Regions from separate parts of the Homo sapiens genome. Here region 1 is linked to region 2. The links are chromatin contacts, found by Hi-C or POLR2A ChIA-PET in ENCODE. All regions are on one chromosome and are shown on one strand. The core of a region is the stretch at or near the end of the contact, and the rest is flanking DNA. Distances in the headings are between cores, read along the strand shown. Region 1 overlaps KIAA1217. Region 2 overlaps KIAA1217.

What was found. A loop is a pair of places that touch in the nucleus more often than their neighbours do. ChIA-PET counts read pairs that join two places held with the same protein, here RNA polymerase II (POLR2A). Pooled maps may share reads with other maps.
Region 1: a loop to region 2 is called in a map of PC-9, with 10 times the contacts of the local background. The contact joins two enhancer-like sites. A Hi-C loop is called at or near these places in 9 of 168 maps with a recorded cell type or tissue (PC-3, PC-9, Right ventricle myocardium inferior and 6 more) and 5 of 50 pooled maps. POLR2A ChIA-PET finds 5 or more read pairs at or near these places in 4 of 52 experiments (GM12878, H1, MCF 10A and 1 more).

Annotation. Positions count from the first base shown.
Region 1 is chr10:24,342,375-24,345,833 of GRCh38, forward strand. All of the region lies in intron 2 of KIAA1217, which reads left to right. Among named protein-coding and RNA genes, the nearest start is that of MIR603, 68 kb to the left of the region's middle. Within about 2 kb of position 2,082, at least 5 of the 41 ENCODE cell types and tissues checked have a DNase peak (open chromatin) inside an H3K27ac peak, as active enhancers do; they include PC-3 and PC-9, where a contact is called at or near this core.
Region 2 is chr10:24,291,220-24,294,982 of GRCh38, forward strand. The region is part of intron 2 of KIAA1217; the gene reads left to right. Among named protein-coding and RNA genes, the nearest start is that of MIR603, 17 kb to the left of the region's middle. RefSeq lists an enhancer at 1,153-2,352. Within about 2 kb of position 2,443, at least 14 of the 41 ENCODE cell types and tissues checked have a DNase peak (open chromatin) inside an H3K27ac peak, as active enhancers do; they include PC-3 and PC-9, where a contact is called at or near this core.

The DNA.
Region 1 (3,459 bases), core at 832-3,331, 51 kb after region 2:
ACATGGAAAAACTTCATACGTTAAGCTGTGCACACAATCACAAAGTTAAAAGCTTCTACCTTCAATTCTCAATCCTCCTTTCTAAAATTAACCATTGTTATTCATTTTTTGTTAGATCCTTTCCTCAAATGGCATATGCATATCCCAGTAGATAGATGCATGGCTTATGTGAACATTTATAAAAATTATAATAATCTACAGTTACTCTGTATGTCGCTTCTCCACTTAGTGATGCATCTTCAAGGTACTTCACATTAGCTCATGCAGATACAACTCAATTTTTTTTTTTTTTTTTTTTTTTTGAAACAGAGTCTCACTCTGTCGCCCAGGCTGGAGTACAGTGGCGCAATCTCGGCTCACTGCAACCTCCGCCTCCCAGGTTCAAGCGATCCTCCTGCCTCAGCTTCCAGAGTAGCTGGGACTACAGATGCATGCCACCACATCCGGCTGATTTTTTATTTTTAGTAGAGACAGGGTTTCACCATCTTGGCCAGGCTGGTCTCGAACTCCTAACCTCGGGGATCCGCCGACCTCTGCCTCCAAAAGTGCTGGGATTACAGGCGTGAGCCACTGCACCCGGCCGACTCAGTTTTTAATGATTACATTGTTTACCATCATATGAATTATCATTTACTAAATCAGTTCCCTATGCTAATTTAAATGATTATTTTTCTAGTTTCTGTCTTTCTCTAACTGCAACTCCTGCATTTCCATCTTTATCCAATTTCTTACGAAGGCAAAGCTGCACTGGATGGTCTGTTCATATATCTGGGTATTTTTTTCCACAGGATAACTTTCTAAAGGTAGAATTGATTGTTCAAAATGTTTACAAATCTTACCAGAAATGTTAGACCTATTTGGATATATATAATATTCTGCAACATATAAGAATGCTAGTTGATAGTTGCTATCCTGTATATTAACTTTTTAAAAGTTTTGCTAACCCAATGAGTAAAAAAAGCTCATTGTTTTGATTTACATTTTTATAATCATTGACGTTAGAGTATATTTTCCTATATTAGTTAGTCAATTTTGTGTTTGTGCGAAGCTCCAGTTTGTGTTTTTACCCATTTTTAATTGGATGATGAGGTTTTTGGGGGGTATTTTTAGACCACTTCATAAATTAAGGAATTAACTTTCACACTTTATGCAAATATTTCTCCAGTTGTTAAAGTTTGCATGTATTTTTCCCATAGAAATTTAAAATTTTCATGCAATCAACCTCAGAAATCTTTCCTCTCATATTTCTGCCTCTGGAATTGTATTTTTAGAAAGAACTTCCCTGTCCTAATATTACATATTAAGCATTGTTTGTGTTCTATACTAGTGCTCTTAGAGTTTAGCTTCCTTACGTTGTAATATTTGATCCTTCTACAGTTTATTTTGAGGCAAGGAGTTTGATAGAGATCTAGCTTTCTTTCTTTTGCCAAGTGGCTAGTCAACAGTACCACTACCACGAACTGAATAATTAATCTTTTCCCTTGTTGATTTGAAATGCCACTTTGTGAGATCCAAATTTCTGCCTGTGTTTGGGTCTGTTTCTGAACTCTATGTTTCATTCCATTGAGCTGTTTTTCCGTCTCCAATTCTACGATGTTTGAGTGACTATATTTTTAGTTATGGGCCATGCAGGGGGAAGATTTGCAAAATTGGTTGCTCAGTTCACTGTTTTGAAACTGCTTAATGAAGAGGCCTCTTTGTTTCCATTTTCTCTATTAACACCAGAATTAGTGTTCACGATGACATTGTATCATCCAAAAAGAATTAATTTTGCCCTTATAATAAGCTTAACAAGATTGAATATAAACAAAATTTTAAATAAATAAGATAATGTTAAAAATAGCATCTAGAAGGATATTTTTAAATGTCTTATCTGGAAATCTCACTTCTGGGACAGCGTTCAATAAATCTACTGTACCTACTCACACACACATTTGTAGACAATCAGACAGAAAACTGTTCGTATTTCTTGCGCTTTGTCTTTTAGAATGTGGCACATCGAATAGAGTTACCAGTTGCCCTGATCTGACTGATTTCGTATAAATGTCTTTGCTTTGGCAACAGTTGAGACCTATTCCTTCTCTGAGGTAAATCTTCTTGCAGAGCAGGAAGTTGAGGTTTTGGGGTAGAGTCCAAGAGTCAGTTCTGACCTTATTATTGGGGAATGTGGAAACCTAAAGCCTTCCATGAGTTAATAATGTGCACAGTGAAGGATTTTTTTCCCTCCTGAACTGATTGGGTATTTTCTAAAAGAGGATGAGCTTTTAATAACAGGAATGTAACTTTTAATTTTAAACAGATCTGTGCTTAAACATGGTCAGGGAATAGCCCCTGCTCAAAAATCTCCTTATTTGTACATGTTATTGTTCAAGGGAGAGACCTTCCTATTTATATGGCGAGAAAATAAATGAGATTTCTTTCTATCTGTCTTCCATATGTTTAATGGTAGGAATGTGTCTTGGATCTTGAATTAAAACAGACTGTGGATTCAGTTAGTTGATACAATTAAGAACTGTTCTTATCTCAGAATCAACTCTGCAGACTATCTCAGAGAATCCAATATCAACCATCCAGGTGGCTAATCCATCATCAACTGAATGGGCAATTTGGTTGCTTCTGTTCAATTGAACAAAGAGGCATAGGCACTCGTTAGTTCCACACCCCAGTCAGAGAAGCAACATGGGTGTGTGACAAAAGGGGTATATAGTCTGTTCTTTGGCTTCAGATATGAAAAAGCTTTTTTCAATCCAACTAATTCAAGACACCAAGCATAGTGATTTCTTCACTGACAGTTAGCATTGAAAATGAACTTCATTTTCCTCCTAACACACACAAAAAAGGGGGTGGTAGAAGCCACGGCAGATCATGGCAGATGGCACTTAGGGACAGCTGTAGTGCTTGGCTTGAGTTCCCCTCCGCATGGAGCACAGAGCTGCCCACTTCGTAGGAATACGGCAATATTTATCTACGCATAGGAGTCATTCCAAATAAAAAGGGTAACAGAAAGAAATTGCAGCCTACTGCTGTGAGCCTATCCAAAGGGTATCCATACATAGCCCAACATTTGAGGTAAGGGCATGGTTTAAGATCTCAAGGAATCAAAACATTATGGAAACACTAACGGGACCATTAGAATAAATGAATGAACCTAAGATCTTCAGTCCGACTTGATTGAGTGCAGATCCAGTCCCCTTTGGAGAGAGTTGTTAAGATAAGACTTAACTGTGACTAAATATACAGGCAAGGAATTGCCTCTGCAACACAAATAAGAAGCTTAGAATAATTTGCCATTTGAACTTTCCTTATATAGTTAGATACTTTGTAGAGAAACCTAGGCTAGGAGTTGGTGATTTTTTTTGGGTGGGGGGGTCGCTTTTTTCCCCCTTTCTCATTTTATTCATTTGACTATCGGCAACTTTACGATTTTTTAAATTGTAGTAAAATACACATAACGTAAAA
Region 2 (3,763 bases), core at 1,193-3,692:
AATTATCTTAGAAAATTTCACTCAATCGGCTGGGCATGGTGGCTCACGCCTGTAGTCCCAGCACTTTGAGAGGCTGAGGCGGGCGGATCACCTGAGGTCAGGAATTCCAGACCAGCCTGGCCAACATGGTAAAACCCTGTCTCCACTAAAAATACAAAAAAGTAGCCAGGCATGGTGGCAGGTGCCTGAAATCCCAGCTATTAGGGTGGCTGAAGCAAGAGAATCACTTGAACCTGGGAGGCGGAGGTTCTAGTGAGTCAAGATCGCACCATTGCACTCCAGCTTGGGCAACAAGAGTGACACTCCATCTCAGAAAAAGAAAACTTCACTCAATCATTTCACTTCTACCTCTCCCAGTCCTCTTTGGAGCGTGAGGACACTTGTAAGGCAGTCTGTGGGGACAGTAACTTATAGGTTGTGTCCTGTCCGGTAGTGGGCTTTCATCAGAAGTATGCTTTTGGTCACACTACACCATTTTTTTATACCACCATAGAGTTGACAAACAGCATTCACCCATTTCATTTTGCTTTACTACTCCGATGTGGAGAAAAAAAAAATCTAAGGATTACATTTCTCTTGCAGATTTTTTAGATCAATAGCTATTATTTAAATACAGGGAATCCTGAAAGTCTAAGACTAAAAAATTTGGGTTCCTTTTGTATATGTTAAATTCTCCCATATACACATGGGTCTGTAAATAAAAATAAATAGGTGGCCCCTACCCTTGCAGTTGCATAGAGAAACTAGACCCTGAAATAAAATGGAACAACATTGGAGGATTTTTGTTTAGTGGATTAAAAATTCAATAATACTTGAAAACTTTGTCCAGCTCTTCAACAGAGATATTTGGATGAGTTTTCTGGCTTTTCTAATCAGGAAAGGCTTGTTGGAGAATTAAAGGAGATATGATTGAGGAAATAAAACACAATACAAGATTTTTCTGGATTTATTATGAATAAAAAGGGACCCCAGAGGATTAAGTGGATGTAGTTTGCAGTTGAGGTTAAGTGGTCATGGCAGTTTACCGTGGACATTGTTTAACTGATGGAAAACTCCAAAAGACTGACCAAGGAATTGAAGTAGACCAATTTGGACCAATAACTTGGAGCTCAGAATTAACCACTGTATTTCTCTATTCCAAATACCCATTCCTCTTCCCTGGAACCTCAGGCTGGCCACACAAACTTTCTTGAAAATTCTTGGGGTTCTGCCTTTACAGGAAGGCCATTTGCCTCACTCATCAGAAGTATTAGAGGTTTATTCTGCACAACCATGAAGAGGTTAAAGAGAAGGGTAGGGAGGCCATGAGGGTTCTTACATTCCATCTTGAGTCAACCATCTCCTGTTACCCTCTGAAAAGTGGCAGAATTTGTCCCAGACTTTTTTTTGTTGCACTTCATATCTACTATGGAATTACATTTATAGCTAATGCATTAACTCTAAAAATGGAGAAACCCATTGCTCTGCTGTTTTCATGGTAAGGAAAAACTGCTGAGTCATGATTGACATGGGCTGTTTCAAGAGTTTCCACGGAATGAAGGTAAACGCTTAGGATATCGCAGCCTGAGTGAGAGGCACTGCAAAGTGTGGCCGCTACTTGAAGTTCTTCATGGTGAGTGGAGAGGGAATCCTGAGCGCATCCTGGATTAGAAAAAAAAAAGAAGAAAGGTGGCCTGAAATATGATCTGAGTATATCTGGAAATACGCAGACATCTAGTACTTCACTTGCAGCACTCTGTGAACCAGAAGGCCAATTTCTACATGCTACAAGCTGCACTTCAAGATGCACCCAAAATGCATGCTCGGGAAGTTGTTTTTTGTTTTTGTTTTGTTTTGTTTCTGAGACAGACTCTCCCTCTGTCGCCCAGCCAGGAGTACAGTGGCGTAATCTTGGCTGGCTGCAACCTCTGCCTCCTGGGTTCAAGCAGTTATTTTGCCTCAGCCTCCCGAGTAGCTGGGATTATAGGCATGTGCCACCATGCCCGGCTAATTTTGTTGTTGTTGTTGTTTGTTTTGTTTGTTTTTGTTTTTAGTAGAGACAGGATTTCACCACATTGGCCAGCCTGGTCTTGAACTCCTGACCTCAAGTGATCTGCCAGCGTCGGCCTCCCAAAGTGCTGGGATTACAGGCGTGAGCCACCGCGCCTGGCTGGGAAGTCTTTTTTAATGGCAATAACCAAATGAACTCTCTTGACCTTGCTGCCTCTGCAGGCACTGCCCCGCCCCGGCCCTTCCACTCTAGAGGAAAGCACCTGGCATTTAGCATCTTTACACACAGGAAACAACAGATATGCTCAGGGACTTTTCCTCTAGCTTGTAACCAGGGATGGCTGTTGGGCTTGGCAGCCGTCAGGCTGAGAGTGACTCAGCTTAAAAGGTTTCATTGTTGATATCTGCCCTGAGCATTCCCCTTTGGACTTGGAGTTCCAGGATGTCTTGTGTCTGTGCTTCAGCATCTGAAGCCCCTTGTTGCCTGTTCTTAAGGTAGACTGCATTATCAACGGTGTCTTAAATTAATAGCTTCTCTCTACTGACTATTCACTTGTCACAGCTGACATGAAGGTTCTCAGTCCTGAGTGCCTATTAATGAAGCTCACAGATAGAGTGCAGAAACCCTTTGCAAGATCTGTTTTGCCAGCTTGCTGGTGTCCTGGCATGAAGGTCTCCGACCGACGTCTTTGAAATAGTTCCTGGCCGGGTGCGGTGGCTCACGCCTGGAATCCCAGCACTTTGGGAGGCCAAGGCGGGCGGATCACGAGGTCAGGAGATGGAGACCATCCTGGCTAAGACGGGGAAACACCGTCTCTAATAAAAATAGAAAAAATAGCCGGGCGTGGTGGCAGGCGCCTGTAGTCCCAGCTACTGGGGAGGCTGAGGCGAATGGCATGAACCTGGGAGGCGGAGCTTGCAGTGAGCCGAGATAGCGCCACTGCACTCCAGCCTGGGTGACAGAGCGAGACTCCGTCTCAAAAAAAAAAAAAAAAAAAAAAAAAAGAAATAGTTCCTTTCCACGTGGAGTGGACTGGCCACCTTGGGGCTCTACATTTGCCTGCTTGGTTCAGGCAGTTCTGTCCCATTTCATGTACATTTCACTCTTTTCCCCTACTAGCTTCTCACAGTTTAAATTATCGATGTGATTGCCTACCCAGACATCTAATTCTTTCAACAGGTAGTGGTTTACAGACTCCAGTTTCTTTATGATCATCAAGACAGGGATTGAACAACTGGCACCTTCCCTGTCTGTCCATTGAGGGGCATGTGTTTGATGTGTGTGGATGCTACTTTCATTAGGCAAGTTAATGGCAGTTAGCTACGTTCACACTGAGGAGGAAATAGACCACCGTGTATGCATTTAGTAAACACCAGCGTAGTCAGTGGATCTGTTTCCTTAACAGAACATGGTTCTGCTCCACTGTACACTTCAACCAACTGCTTCAGAGCAAGCTTTTTCCTTAGAAAAGTTTTCATTTAATTAGGATTTAGAAAGGAACGTGGAAACTTTAAGATCTCCATTTAGTCTTCTGCATACTTCAGAGACTTCTGATGTCTCCTACAGGGACAGGAAAGGAGTCAGGGGTCTGAAACTCTAGGACCTGAAAGGCAAGTGCAATTCGGTCACTGTCCACATTGCCAGGGTGTCAAATCACACATACCCTGCCTGAAAGTCTGGGAATTGGAGAATTTAAAATGACAATATTTTCTACTGTGGAATACCTTGCATTCTCCCACTCTGTAAACTACTATTCTGGAGGCGGCCCCTCTC